Regions from separate parts of the Homo sapiens genome. Here region 2 is linked to region 1. Evidence: chromatin loops called from intact Hi-C (ENCODE). Cell type or tissue: PC-3. All regions are shown on one strand.

Region 1 (8,000 bases):
CTGGCCAACATGGTGAAACCCGGTTTCTACTAAAAATACAAAAAGTAGTCAGGAATGGTGGTGGGCACCTGTAGTCCCAGCTACTCAGGAGGCTGAGACAGGAGAATTGCTTGAACCCGAGAGGCAGAGGTTGCAGTGAGCCAAGATCATACCATTTTACACTCCAGCCTGGGCACCAGAGCAAGACTCTGTCTCAAAAAAAAAAAAAAAAAAAAGCAAAACTATAAATTGCTTTCAATTTTTTCTGAGTCCCACAGTGTTGAGAAATCCTACACATTAGTCCCTGTAAAGAAACTTCATCTAGTTTATAATTTTCTTAGGGCCTGGCTTTGTCTTCCAATACAAGAACAATTTTCTCTGCCATTTTAATTTTTTCCCCCCAGTGACTAAGAGTTGGTTAAACACACGGTTACTACTGGTTCTTGCCTAAAGAATAGTGGGTTTTTAAAAAAAGTAATACATACATAATTTTTTCCCCCAAAATATACAAAAGAGGCCGAGCGTGGTGGCTCACGCCTGTAATCCCAACACTTTGGGAGGCCGAGGCATGCAGATCACTTCGAGACCAGCTTGGCCAACATGGTGAAACCCCGTCTCTACTAAAAATACAAAAATTAGCTGGGCATGCTGGCACATGCCTGTAATCACACTACTTGGGAGGCTGGGGCATGAGTATCACTTGAACCCCAGAGGCGGAGGCTGCAGTAAGCCAAGATTGTGCCACTGCACTCCAGCCTGGGCAACAGAGCAAGACTCTGTCAAACACACACACACACACACGAGTTTACACTAAAAAATCTCTCTCTTCCACCTTACCCCATGCCCCAAATTCCTCTACCTGGAGGCAACTACTGTTAGCATGTTCTTATGGATCTTTCTAGAGAGAATCTTTACATTTACAATCAGAAGACAGCTTTAAGATGAAAATTAGGATGCTTTTCTTGTGTCATGCAAATGAGGATTTAGTTTCAATGATATAACAAATCAGTCAGCTTCTAGGGGTGAAAATCAGATTAGCCTAAAAAAACACTGAGGATTAAGAATGACTAAAGGACAACCAGCTTGGGGACAAATTTGATTTTTATTTTATTAAAATGGGCTTTCCACTCTGAGTTTCTGGAGCTAGGTGTCCTATGGAAAGATACTCCTGTGACTGGATTCTATATTAAAAACAATATTGTCTGCTATCTGAAAAACAGTCCTGAGAAATCTTTATCTACACAGCAATAAAAGGAAAAAGATGGGACATAAGAGTGTTCACAATTTAATGATGCTCTTACAAAGAAAGCAATTTAAGAAATGAATCAACTCAATCGAGGAATAAGTTGACTCTAGAATTTTCAATGTGGTATTTAAATTTGATTCATCTAATGAAGAACATGGTGTGCACCGAGTGAGAACAAATCTAATTCCATACAATAGCATGTATTTTACCTTCGGTTGACTCTAGAATCCATTTATTTAGCAGATATTTATTGAGCATTTACGATGTCCCATGCCTCCCTCATGCCAGGGATGGGGAAAAGGAGTCAAGCAACTATACAATTATTATTCCTGCTTCACTCTTTATCTGTTTTTCCAGCCATTTTGTATTTATTATTTCACATGTGTCTCCCAGAAACCCCATGAGGTCCAGAGAGGTGAAATGACTTGCCTAAAGACATGCAGAGGACACATGGCAGAGTGGGAACTTTTTTTTTTTTTTTGAGTCAGAGTCCCACTCTTGCCCAGGCTGGAGCATAATGGTGAGATCCAGCTTACTCCAACCTCCGCCTTCCTGGTTCAAGTAATTCTCCAGCCTCAGCCTCCTGAGTAGCTGGGATTACAGGCATGCACCACCACCCCTGTCTAATTTTTGTATTTTTAGTAGAGACAGTGTTTTACCATATTGGTCAGGCTGGTCTTGAACTCCTGACCTCGTGATCCACCCGCTTCAGCCTCCTGAGGTGCTGGGATTACAGGCGTGAGCCACCGCACCCTGGCCCATGCATGTTTATAGCAGCATAATTTGCAATTGCAAAAACATTTCAACCAGCCCAAATGCCCATCAATCAATGAGTGGATAAAGAAAATTACACACACACACACACACACACACACACACACACACACACACCCCCATGGAATATTACTCAGCCATAAAAAGGAATGAAATAATGGCATTCACCTGGATGGAGCTGGAGACCATTATTCTAAGTGAAGTCACTCAGGAATGGAAAACCAAACATCATATGTTCTCACTTATAAGTGGGAGCTAAGCTATGAGGACACAAAGGCAATCGACTTTGGAGACTTGGAGAAAGGGTGGGAGTGGGGTGAGGGATAAAAGACTATATATTGGCTACAGCGCACACTGCTCAACTGTTGGATGCACCAAAATCTCAGAAATCACCACTGAAGAACTTATCCATGTAACCAAACACTACCTGTTTCCCAAAAACCTATTAAAAGAAAGAAAAGATTATCACCACAGATATCCCAGAACTCAAAACTGAAGCTGTGATAATCCCTGGAGCCACAGAGAAGTGAAAAACTGTGAGCAGAAGGTAGGAGAAACAGATTTCTTTCTCTGTGATGCCCATTTCTGCAAACAGCCAGGCACCATGTGGAAAAGTTATCCTGGACTCAAGGCTTCTACACTGGGAAAACTGAGATTTCAGTGGACACTCTGCTTCCCCATTATCTTGGATTCCTATGCACAAAAGCCATTCCTGCCTCAATCCAGGGGAAGCATTGCAAGTGCCTATAGAGAGAAGGACCCTTGAGGGCAGTTGGGGACACAGTGAAACCCAGTGTGTGAAACGGGGGCTGGTCTCCATTCAGACAAAGCAGATACTGAATCAGAGACGTATTTCAGGAGCATGATGCTGTAGGAGGTGTGAGCCATAGGTCCTCTGGGCATGAACCCCTAGCCAGCCTCCCCAGACAGCTGGGGCATTCTCTTTGGGACCCTCCCCCTGAATTCAGGACAGGCAGCACTTCAAACTTTCATGAGAACTGCAGCAAATCTAGGCTTATGGTGCCATCTAGTGCCAAAAAGGAGGCAGTGATCTAGGGCTAAGGGAATCAACAGGCAGCCTGCACAAAACCTCTAAAAACACGTATGCTAGAAACACTAACCTAGACAGCAAAATAAACAATCCATCATTGGAAAGACCTAGACATATATGCATAAAAACAACAGCAAACAGGGAACCATGACCTCCCAAATGGATGAAGCAAGAAGTAACCAGTGATTAACCCCAATAAGATGGCAATATGTGAACTTTCAGATCAGAAATTCAAAATAGCAACCTTGAGAAAACTCAGCAAACTCCAAGATAACACAGAGGAACAATTTGAATTTTTTTTTTTTTTTTTTTGAGACAGAGTCTCACTCTGTTGCCCAGGCTGGAGTGCAGTGGTGCCGTCTCAGCTCACTGCAACCTCTGCCTCCTGGGTTCAATTGATTCTCTTGCCTCAGCCTCCTGAGTAGCTGGGACTACAGGCGCGTGCCACCACGCCTGGCTAATTTTTTTGTATTTTTAGTAGAGACGGGGTTTTGCCATGTTGATCAGGCTGGTCTCGATCTCCTGACCTCGTGATCCACCCACCTTGGCCTCCCAAAGTGCTGGGATTACAGACGTGAGCCACCGTGCCTGGCCCACAATTTAGAAATTTATCAGAGAAATTTAAGAAAGAGATTTAAATAATAAAAACAAATCAAACAGAAATCCTGGAACTGAGACACACATTTGCTGAACTGAAAAATGCACCGGAGTCTCAACAGCAGAATCGATCATGAAGAAGAAAAAAATAAATGAGCTTTAAAAATACGCAATCAGAGGAGAAAAAAAATTAAAAAGATAAAGAACAACTACAGGATCTAGAAAATAACCTCAAAAGAGCAAATCTAAGTGTCATTGGTTTTCAAGAGGGAGTTGAGAAAGAGCAAGACATAGAAAGCTCCCACAAAATAATAACAGAAAACTTTCCAAACTTAGTGAAAAATATAAATACCCATATACAGGAAGGCCAAAGATCAACAAACATATTCAACCCAAATAAGACTGCTCCAAGGCATATAATAATCAAACTTTCAAAAGTCATGGACAAAAAGTGGATCCAAAAAGTAGCAAGAGAAAGAAGCAAATAACATACACATAAAGGAGCTTCAATTTATCTGGCAACAGACTTCTCAGCAAAGACCATACCAGCCAGGAGAGAGTGAGATGACATACACAAAGTGCTGAAGGAGGAAAAAAAACCAAAAAACGAAAAAACCCCTGCCAACTGAGAATGTGATACCCAGCAAAACTATCCTTCAAACACGAAGGAAAGATAAAGACTTTTTTAGGCAAACAGAAGCTCAGGAAATTCATCACCACCAGACCTGTCTTACAAGAAATGCTAAAAGGAGTCCTTCCATCTGAGAGAAAAGGATCCTAACATGCAACAAGAAAATCATCTGAAGGTATTATGTTGGTGCAAAAGTAATCACAGTTTTTGCCATTAATTTTTTTTTTTTTTTTTTTTTGGATAGAGTCTCACTGTGTCACCCATGCTGGAGAGCAATCTCAGCTCACTGCAACCTCCGCCTCCTGGGTTCAAGCAATTATCCTGCCTCAGCCTCCCGAGTAGTTGGGATTACAGGTGACTGCCACTATGCCTGGTTAATTTTTGTATTTTTAGTAAAGATGGGGTTTCACCATGTTAGTCAGGCTGGTCTTGAACTCCTGACTTCAGGTGATCCGCCTGCCTCAGCCTCCCAAAGTGCTGGGATTACAGGTGTGAGCCACCATGCCCAGCCATTACTTTCAATGGCCAAAACTGCAATTAATTTTGCACAAAGCTAATATAAAATTCACTGGTAAAATTCAGTATGCAGACAAATTTAGAATATTGTAATACTGTAATTGTGGTATATAAATCACTCATAGCTCTAGTATGAAGACTGAAAGACAAATATTACACAAATAACTATAATAATTTATTAGGAGATAGGAAATATAAAAAGATATAAATTGAGACAACAAAAAGTCAGAATGTGGAGAGGAGAATTGGAGTTTGAGTTTAAAACTTTTCAAGTTTTTTTTCTGTATGTGTGTGTAACAGGGTCTCAGTTTATCACCCAGGCTGGAGTGTAGTGGCATGATCTCGGCTCACTGCAGCCTCGACCCCCTGGGCTCAAGTAATCCTCCCATCTCAGCCCCCTGAGTAGCTGGGACTACAAGCATACACCACCACACCCGGCTAATTTTTGTGTGTGTGTGTGTGTGGAGATGCCATGTTACCCAGGCTGGTCTTGAGCTCCTGAGCTTAAGTGATCTGCCCACCTTGCCCTCCCAAAGTACTGGGATTAAAGATTTGAGCCACTACACCTGGCCTTAAAGTACTTTTGTTTGTTTGTTTTCTTTTCTTTTTTCTTTAAACTTTTTCTTTTTATTTATTTATTTTTTTGATGGAGTCTTGCTCTGTTGCTAGGCTGGAGTGCAGTGGCGCGATCTCGGCTCACTGCAACCTCCAACTCCTGGGTTCAAGCGATTCTCCTGCCTCAGCCTCCTGAGTAGCTGGGACTACTGGTGCATGCCACCATGCGCAGCTAATTTTTGTATTTTTAGTAGAGACGGGGTTTCACCATGTTGGCCAGGCTGGTCTCGATCTCTTGACCTCGTGATCTGCCTTCCTCGGCCTCCCAAAGTGCTGGGATTACAGGCGTGAGCCCCCACGCCTGGCCTTCTTTTTGATTTTTCAGGTACATAGTAGGTATATATATTTATAGACATACATTAGATGCTCTGATATAGGCATGCAATATATAATATCTCAGCATGGAAAATGGGGTATCCATAGCTTCAAGCATTTATCCTTTATGTTACAAACTATCCAGTTAAACTCTCTTAGTTATTTTAAAATATACAATCAAGTTATTATTGACTATAGTCGTCCTATTGTGCTACCAAATAGTAGGTCTTATTTATTCTTTCTATTTTTTTAAACCCATTAACAATCCCCACCTCCCCATCTTTTCATTTTGATCAAAGTTAAGTTGTCATCTGTTCAAAGTAACTTGTTATATGTATTAGATGTTTTGGTAAGCCTCATGGTAACCCAACGTATAAATCTATAATAAATACATTAAAAATAAAAAGCAAAGAATTAAAACATACTACTAGAGAAAATCACCTAACCACAAAGGAAGACAGTAAGAACGAAAGACGGGAGTTACAAAACAACCAGAAAACAAGTAATAAAATGGCAGCAGCAAGTTCTTACCTATCAATAGTCACACTGAATGCAAAACTGGACTAAATTCTTCAATTAAAAGGCATAGAGTGGCTGAATAGATTTTTTTTAAGAAAACAAGACTATCTGCTACCTACAATAACTAATTTTGTCAGGCTTGGTGTGGCAAACCTGTAGTATTATCCACTTGTGACGCTGAGGTGGGATGATTGCTTGAGCCCAGGAGTTTGAGACCTGGGAAACATAGGAAGACTTCATTTCAAATAAAAAGAAAGAAAGAAAAAAAAAAGAGAGAGAGATGGAAAGAAGGAAGGAAGTAAAGAAGGAAGGGAGGGAGGAAGCAAGGAAGGAAGGGAGGAAGGAAGGAAGGAAGACTTTACCTGTAAAGACAAAATAGACTGGAAGTGAAGGCATGCAAACAGATATTACATGCAAATGAAAATCAAAAAGGAGCAAGAGTCAGCCTACTTATATCTGATAAAATAGACTTCAAGACTAAAACTATTTAAAAAGACAAAAAAGTCGTTATATAATGATAAAGGGGTCAATTTAGCAGGAGGATATAATAACTGTAAATACGTATGTACCCAACATTGGAGGAGCAAAATATATAAAGCAAATATTAATAGAACTAAAGGGAGAGATAGACTGCAATACAATGAGTAAGGGATTTCAACATCCCAGTTCCAGTAGTTAACAGATTATCGAGGCAGAAAATGAGCCAAGAAACACTGGAGTTAAACCAAACTCTAGACCAAATGTCCCTAACTGATGTTTAGAGAGCACTGTATCCAACTCTTGCAGAATACACTTTTTTTTTCATTAACACATGGAACATTCTGCAGGGCAGATCATATGTTGGATCACAAAACAAGTCTCAACAAATTCAAAAGTATAAAAATCATATCAAGGATCTTTTCTGACCAAAATGAATAAAACTAGAAGTCAATAACAAGAGGCACATTGGAAACTGCATAAGTGCATGGAAATTAAACAATATGCTCCTAAACAACCAACAGGTCAATGAAGAAATTAAGAATGACATTTTAAAATTTATTGAAAATAATGAAAATGGAAACACAACATACCAAAACCTATGGGATACAGCATAAACAGTGCTAAGAGAAAAGTTTATAGCAATAAATGCTTTGTCAAAAAAATAAAAAGACTTCAAATAAATAACCTAATGTTGAAACTCAAAGAACTGAAAAAGCAAGGACCAACCAAACCCAAAATAAGTAGAAGGAAAAAAAAAAGATTGGAGCCAAAATAAATGAAATTGAGACTAAAAAACTATTTGAAAGATTAAATAAACGAAAGATTGTTTTTTAAAAAACATAAACACAATTGACAAACCTTTAACTAGACTATGAAAAAGAGAGAAGGCCCAAATAAATAAAATCAGAAATGAAAAAAAGACATTACGACAGATATCACAGAAATACAAAGGATTATTAGAGACTATGATGAACAACTATACACCAACAAATTGCAAAATCTAGAAGAAATGAATAAATTACTGGACACATACAACTTAGCCAGATTGAACCATGAAGAAATAGAAAGCCTGAACAGACCAATAACAAGCAATAATATCAAGCAGAAACCGCTCAGGACTGGATGGCTTTATTGCTGAATTATACCAAACATTTAAAGAAAAACTAACATCGGTTCTCTCAAACTACTTCAAAAAATGTAAGAGGAGGAAATACTTCCAAACTCATTCTATAAGGCTAGTGTTACCTTGATACCAAAACCAGACAAGAACACAACAA
Region 2 (8,000 bases), 170 kb before region 1:
TGTAACGCTTAGCACACACCTAAATGGCGTTGAATCGATGGCCTTCAACAACTTGCGCTAGTAAATGGCAGAGCTGGGAGGTGACAGCTTCTGCTTTTCCCGCAGTGCCAGGTGGGACCAGTTGAACACTAAGACCCTTCTCATCTGGCAGCCCCCAAAGCCAAAGCCCAGAATTCCCACTATAATTCACTCAAGCAGAAGGTCCAAAACTTTGGGTGGAAGGAAGGCCCAACAGGAACCTCAGTGGAATTTCTCTCAGTGGCCCCACATGGCTTCTGCCCACCTTGGTGGTGCTGGGGCACTCTGTCTCCCTGGCGCCCTACTTGGGTGGGGCCAAGCCCAGGCCAGCCCCACCCACATCTCCGCCGGGACCTATTTTGGTGTCCCAGTGTGTGGCTGTTGCAAATGAAAGCCTGAACAGTTTGATGCTACAGTTCCAGGAGCAGGCCAGCCCACCACCCCTCACACCCCTCCCTGGGCAGGACACCAGCAGGTCCCACAAAACATCAAGCTGCCTCATTAAGGACAGGGGCTGTCCAGCGGGAGGGGGTGTGAGAATGGGCAAAGGTGTGGTGTCCTCTGTCAGACCACAGGTGGGTGCTGTGGTGGGAGGGGAGTGTGAGGGCAGCAGGGGTGGCCGGAAGGGATACAGGTCTGCAGGGACAATGCGAGGCCTCTTTCCATCTCATCCGACTCCCACAGACCTGGGGGAGTACAAAAATCATCCCTGGGATGTTTACAAAACTTGGGAAAAAAAAAAAAAAAGAAGGAGGAGAAGGTACAGAGTGGGAAATAAAGGCCTGAAAAGGCCTCTGTGGAATCCCTGCTGTTTGCAAAGCTTCACCGACACAGATTCTAGCACCTCTGTTGCTAAAGGCTCTTTGCACTGAGAACTCTTTCTGACATGAGATTGCCTTTGCCAAGAATAATTTTGCCAGCTCTGAGTTGCTACCCACCAGGAGGTGGGGAGATGGAAATTTCCAGAAGCCCCCTATCCAATGGGGCCTTTCACAGCTCACTCAATGGACTCTGGAAAATAGCAAACCACCATCTCATCTGTTTAGAAAATACTGCAGGGGTTTCTTTAAAAGAGTTTAAAACATATTCTAGAATCCACTGTAAAACATTACCAAAGGTGTTTCTTAATTGCTGCTAATTTTACACAGCAATGACTTTATCTCTAAATGGGCCTTTCAATCTTCATCTATGTAGATATACACGTTTACATTCTTTAAATCACAGTATTATTAAATTTCATTTAGCAACATCCCGTAAACCTGTTCTCCTGGTTTGATAGTCCTCTTGTTAATTCTAATAATAGCATGCCATTTCATTGCATTCATATACCACAGATTTCTTAACCAGATTGTACAAAATAATTTTCTACCATTATAAACAATGCTGCAATGAACATCTTTGTGTATATGCTCTTTTCACATATGAGCTGCTTAAATTAATTTTCAGTCATTTGCTAAGCTTATGTTTATTGGGTACCTACTATGTATGTTAGGACCTAGGGGTAAGTGAACAGAACAGATGCAGTCTCTGCCCCACAGTCTAAATGTTCTATATTTTAATAATTTTTGGGTCTTCCTGTGTGAGGCTCAAATATATTTTTTAAAATCCTCTGAGTTTAAAATGGTAGCATTTGCAGCTGAGAAAGTATACACTGAGGGCTGCCAGCTTCAGGAGGAGATGGAACACAGAGTTTCCCGACATTGTTGGAGGTGGGGCTGGTGAACCACACCCCTCTCTTGCCTACTCATGGAGCCTGCCAGGGTCCCAGGGATGGACAGCAAAGTGGCAGCTCATTTTTACAAGAGGTAGGCTGGGGATGAGGCCGGGCGTGGTGGCTCATGCCTGTAATCCCAGCACTTTGGGAGGCCAAGGCGGGCAGATCATGAGGTCAGGAGATCGAGACCATCCTGGCTAACACGGTGAAACCTCATTTCTACTAAAAACTCAAAAAAATTAGCCGGGCATGGTGGCGGGCGCCTGTAGTCCCAGCTACTCGGGAGGCTGAGGCAGGAGAACGGTGTGAACCCGGGAGGCGGAGCTTGCAGTGAGCCGAGACAGCGCCACTGCACTCCAGCCTGGGCGACAGAGTGAGACCCTGTCTCAAAAACAAAAAAAAAAAGAGGTAGGCTGGGGAACGGGAAGCTGGGGACAATGTGCAAGGCTGCCAAGACTGCAGTGCACAAACGAATTTGCCCATCCTTCACAGGGGCTGCTGGGGGACCTCTGCAGACCTCCATCCACCCCCAACCCCAGGGCCTGACCCTCTTCACCCTTGGTGGGAGCTGGCTCCCACAGGGGAGGGATGAGCTGAGCACACTCACTCTTTCTCCTGAGCTCCTTAAATCGGGTAACTCTCTCCTCTCCTGACAGAGGCCGGGATGCTGCTCTCCTCTGGGGGCCCTTCTGCATGGACACATAGATGGAGACCTAAAGCTCATGGGCAAGGTTGGCCAGTCTCTGCTGCTTACAGCTCCCTTCCCCCACCTGACACGCACTCCTAACACTCATCTCCTCTCAAAGCCCAGCCTGGCCCTGCTGGGCTTCCAGGGCCTTGTCAGAGGTCCTTCCGGGCCAGGGAAGTCTTGGTACTGCCCGTGCAGCACCCAGGGGCTGGGAGACGGCTGGAAGTGGCTGGACGGGGAAGGGCAGGATTCTCTCCTCAGCCAGCATCTGCTTCCACCCTGGCGCTGCTGGGACTGCCATTCAGGAAGGTGGTGGATTCCGGGGCAGATGATCAGGAGGCAAATCCCGCTCCCCCAGCTGCAAGCTGATTTTCTGTCACATCATGGTGGCTTCAGCATGGCTGAATTAACTGATTGAATCCTTCCTCTGTGCCAGGCATGGCGCTGGCCTTTTGACATCTTTGCTCTATTGGATCCTCTGAGCAGCTCTAGGGTCCAGGAGCATTCATTGTTTCTCCTTCACACATGAGGGTAGATGACTTCTCCAGGATCACTATGCTAATGGGCAGTGACTGAGTTCAACCCAAAATGTGTCTGACTCCAGAGTTGTAGTTCCCAGCCTTTCTGCTTTGTCGTGTATACAGCACCTGGTAAGCCTTCCCCACCCCCTTCCCTAGTCTCTTTTGCCTTCTTTCCTGAAAATGCATGAATTGCTTTCAAAACCACTTCTTGCATTAACAAAGAGGAAATAAAGAGGTTCTCAAGATGTCTCTGAGACAAGGGGTCCCCAGCCTCTGGGCTGTGGACCGGTACTCATCCGCTCTGTGGCCTGTTAGGAACTGGGCCCCACAGCAGGAAGTGGGGCGAGTCACTGCGGGCAAGTGAGCGAAGCTTCATCTGTATTTACAGCCGCCCCTTATCCCTGGCATCATCGTCTGAGCCCCGCCTCCTGTCAGATCAGTGGTGGCATTAGATTCTCATGGGACCATGAACCTTATCGTGAACTGGGCATGCGAGGGATCTAAGTTGTGTACTGCTTATGAGAATCCAACTAATGTCTGATGATCTGAGGTGGAACAGTTTCATCCCAAAACCATCCTGACCCCCCTCACCCCCCGACCGTGGAAAAAATCGTCCTCCATGAAACCGGTCCCTGATGCCAAAAAGGACTGCTGTCTTAGACCACACAAGACGTTCATAGTCATCGTCAGGAAAAAAGTAGCATCCCTCAACGGCCAGACCTTCCATCTGCTGCTGGTTCACACGTAAGAATCACCAACACTAACACAGCACGTTCTAGAGGCCAGCCCCCGTCCTCGATACCTTACTTACCCAGAGTTAACTTATTTACTAATTAACTTTCCTTACTTCCCTGAGTTAACTTATTTTGTCCTGACAACCACACAAGGGAGGTGCTGCTATTGCCACCCCCATTTTCCAGCTGAGGATGCTGAGGCACAGAGAGGTTAAACAATATGCCTGAGGTTACACAGTAAGTGATTCATCCAGGATGTGAACCCAGGCTAGCTGGTGTTAGAAGCTGCGGGTGTAGCCACATTCCTCTAATTCCTTGTGACAAAGGAAAACAAAGAAGCCCATCCGTTTAGGGAACCAGGATGCTGTCGTGGTTGGCAGTGGTGGTATTTCCGTCAGTCCTTTTGGCATAAATACCTCTAGATTATGTCACAAAACAGCCCCTGGCAACTGTCCCTTATTTCCTAAAAAGGGGTGGCAAGGTGGCAGGTGGGGCTGGCTTACCGAAGCCTTATTCTCCTTCTCAACTAGTAGACTCGCCTTATTCTCAAACCCAAGTTCTTGACCCTTCTTAGCCCCTTTATTGACTCTCCCTGATTCTCAAGTGTCTCCCTGCATAAAACATGCCATTTCCATAATGTGGCCTTTCTTACTTCTGGAGACGTCTCTTCCTCGCAAATATTGACAGAGGCTTTCCCTGCCGCTGAAGTAACACTCGCCCCTACCCAGGCGGCATTCTCTGCTCCCCTGTATACCTTGAAGTGTACCTACAGGGTTGTTCACTGATTTTATTTGCAGGAAGAACTGACAGGCCCCTCGAACTTGGAGCAAACAATGAACAGAACGAGGATTGAAAGAGGTGAGATTTTTAAAGTAAATGCTTTAAAAAGCAAAATGTGTGGTGGCTCATGCCTGTAATCCCAGCACTTTGGGAGGCTGAAGCAGGAGGATCACCTGAGCCCAGGAGTTCAAGACCAGCCTGGGCAATGTGGTGAAACCCTCTCTCTACAAAAAAATACAAAAATTAGCCAGTGTGGTGGTGTGTGCCTGCAGCCCCAGCTACTTAGGAGGCCGAGGTGGGAGGATCACTTGAGCTGAGGAGGCTGAGTCTGCAGTGAGCCTAGATTGCACCACTGCATTTGAGCCTGGATGGCAGAGTGAGATCCTGTCTCAATAAATAAATAAACAAATAAATAAATAAATAAAGGAAATACTTAGACTGCTTAATGATGATTTACTTCAAATCCAAACCTTCCAAATAGGAAAAAAAAAAGAAAAGAAAAGAAAAAGAAAAAAGAAAAAGCAGGCTGCTTTAGGACGATTCACTTTGCTTTCCCTTTTGGCAGCTCTGATATTCTGCATGATGGCTAAATGATAATGAGTCCTTATGACAACTGCTGGGGAGAGACGGACCCTGGATGGGGTGTGGGGCACAGATATGAAACACACATCCATTTTGCCTACCTTCCTTCACTGCCTAGTGGAGTCTCTGCTTTATATGCTGAGATAGACACTCTTCATGTGCTCTATAGATTAGAAAAGCTAAAACTCGGCCAGGCGCAGTGGCTCACGCCTGTAATCCCAGCACTTTGGGAGGCCAAGGCAGGCGGATCACGAGGTCAGGAGATCAAGACCATCCTGGCTAACATGGTGAAACCCCGTCTCTACTAAAAACACAAAAAATTAGCTGGGTGAGGTGGCACACGCCTGTAGTCCCAGCTATTCGGGAGGCTGAGGCAGGGGAATGGCATGAACCCAGGAGGCGGAGCTTGCAGTGAGCTGAGATCACGCCACTGCACTCCAGCTTGGGCAACAGAGTGAGACTCTGTCTCAAAAAAAAAGAAAAGAAAAGCTAAAACTCACTTTGTCAGCTTCCCTTGCAGCTAGGGATGGCCCAGGACAGAGATCTGGCCAATGAGTTAAAAGCAAAAGTGTGTCAGGCAACACCAGGATGGCTGTGTAAAGGGTAGAGAGGCAGTCCTATCTTTCACCCCCTCTTCTTACTGCCTTACTAAATACAGACTTGATGGCTGGAACTACAGCAGCCATTTTGTGACCATGAGGGAAAGAATGAGAAAATTGCAAAGAAGCAGATCCAAAACCTCTGACATTACTGAGATGCTTCTCCAATGTCCACACCCAACTGGCTGCGACTCCTTATGTCAGAAAAATGAACATATATTTGTTTAAGCCCCTGTTAGTGGGTGTTTGTTACTTAAAGCCAGGAACGTGCCTACTTAGGTGTTATTATCTCCATTATTCAGATGAAGAAAGTGAGACCCAAGCCAATGAGTGTCTTGTTGAAGGTCCCATTGTTAACCAACAAAACGTAACTGAAGTTTTTCCATGCTTTGTCCTGGCCTCTCCCCATTATTTCTCAGCTGCCTCCACCAGCCCAGCAGAAATTCCATGCAGCAGAAGAATCTATTGACCATGAATGACTGGTACTTCATTCAAGCAGTTAAGGAGTTTCCCTGGGTCAGTGGTCCAAGTGTCTGTGTGCAGTTGGCTCCCTCAATGTTCATATGTTACTCAGTTGGGCCTTTGTCATTGAAAGCGAAGAGGACATTGTCTTGGCTGTCAGAAGCTTTGGGACTGTTCTTTAAGTCTGGCTTAAGTAATAATCAGTGACCTTTCCCTTCTCAGCTTAGAGGTATGGTTGAGATCAGTCATTGGCACCCCCAGGTCCTGACCACCATCTTACTATACAGTGGCAGGGAAAAGGACAACTGGACATTTACTGTGTCCAAAAGGGATGTAATGACCTTGCCCTCCTTCTGCCTGTGTAAATGCTTGTGTGGACTCATCCCTTACAGGCCGACCCAGCAAGACTTCTCCATTAACTCCCTTCTGCATGCTGGGCAGGGTGGTTTTCTGGATTCTTATCCCCAGTTCCCCAGTTCCCAACCTCCAGCCCTGGGCTATGGTGATTTTCCTGTTAAAATATTCTTAAGTCCTCTGTACCGTATGTTGCCTCACTCATCACAATTGTAATGAAATCATGATTTATGCACCATTGTTTGTTTAAGGTTTGTTTCTCCTATTAGGCTGGAAGCCCAGGTGGGGCTTGGAAGTAGAAGACCTTCAGTGATGGTCTTTGGATAAATAAATGCAGGGATAACTGGGTGGTTTCAGTGGCTCTTTCTTCTTCCTGCTAATCCCCCAATCTCCGCATCTCACTCCAGAAGCTGGCATGTTCTCCCGGCATCTGGCATTTTTTCCTCCTTTTCTGACTTAGCTTTTGTTTTGGACCTTGAGATATGCATAGAGGTAAATAATAATAATAACAATTAGCATTTTCAAGTTCTTAGTATGGCCAAGCACTGTGCTAAGTGCTTTGTAAGTATGATCTCATCTAATCTACATACCCACTCTCTAAAGCAGATGCTACTATTATTTTCATTTTATGGAGGATTCGGGGCACAGTGAAGCTCAGTCTTTTTTTTCAAGGTCACACAGCTAGTAAGTGGCAGATCCAGGATTCAACCTGGACTCCGGGCTGCATGCTCCCCTAAATGCTCTCACTGTCCAACAGACGTGGCCCTGATCATTTTGGATCGTCCAGCCAGGTTGAGGAGAAAGTTGTTACTCAAATAATCCCACTGTATTAGGCAGGGTTCCCCAGAGAAACAGGAGATAGATGATAGATGACAGGTAAATAGATAGATAGATGATGATAGATAGATAGACAGATAGGCAGATAGATGATAGATAGATAGATATATAGATGATAGATAGGAGATTTACTATGGGAATTGGCTCAGATGGTTATGGAAGCTGAGACGTCCCACCATCTTCCACCTGCCAGCTGGAGAGCCAGGAAAGCTGGTGGTGTAATTCAGGCCAAGTCTGAGAGCTTCAGAACCAGGGAAGCCCATGGCAAGTGGGCAGGGGAGGTCACTGGTGTAAGTCCAGAGCCTGAAGTTCTACGAATCAGGAGCTCCAATGTCCAAGGTAGGACAAGATGATGGATATCCCAGGCCCCAAAGAGAGAACAAATTCGCCCTTCCTCCACCTTTTTCTTCTATTCAGGCCCTCAACAGATGGGATGGTGCCTCCTGCATTGGTGAGGGTGGATCTTCACCCAGATTAATTCAAATGCTAATGTCTTGGTAAAGGAATTTAAGAGATGAAAAAAGAAAAAATGCTAATCTCCTCCAGAAACACCCTCACAGACACACCCAGGCATCATGTTTTATCAGCTACCTCGGCATCCCTGAGCCCAGTCAGGCTGACACCTAAAATTAACCATCACACCCACCATGATCAGCACTGTGAAGAAAAATTCTGAGGGACACTGGCTTTGATCACCAAATCCTCTGTGAC

The links. Hi-C counts contacts between places; a loop is a spot of excess contacts. Peaks named below come from ENCODE experiments on the same cell type or tissue, not always from the same donor. Only the 100,000 strongest peaks of a DNase experiment are listed, where the experiment ranks them.
Region 2: a loop joins it to region 1, with 5 times the contacts of the local background. A loop is called at or near these places in 13 of 110 quality-filtered maps.

The regions. Positions count from the first base shown.
Region 1 is chr12:104,196,416-104,204,415 of GRCh38, reverse strand. No RefSeq gene overlaps it. Among named protein-coding and RNA genes, the nearest start is that of TXNRD1, 15 kb to the left of the region's middle. RefSeq lists a silencer at 2,931-3,225. In PC-3, CTCF peaks have their summits at 2,815 and 3,020 (motif pointing left); a DNase peak (open chromatin) is centred at 3,035; H3K27ac peaks cover 396 bases.
Region 2 is chr12:104,367,559-104,375,558 of GRCh38, reverse strand. No RefSeq gene overlaps it. Among named protein-coding and RNA genes, the nearest start is that of EID3, 68 kb to the right of the region's middle. RefSeq lists enhancers at 1-444, 2,007-2,762, 2,763-3,520, 3,521-4,277, 7,562-8,000. In PC-3, no CTCF peak of the experiment used is centred here; DNase peaks (open chromatin) are centred at 1,278 and 4,018; H3K4me3 peaks cover 615 bases; H3K27ac peaks cover 3,492 bases.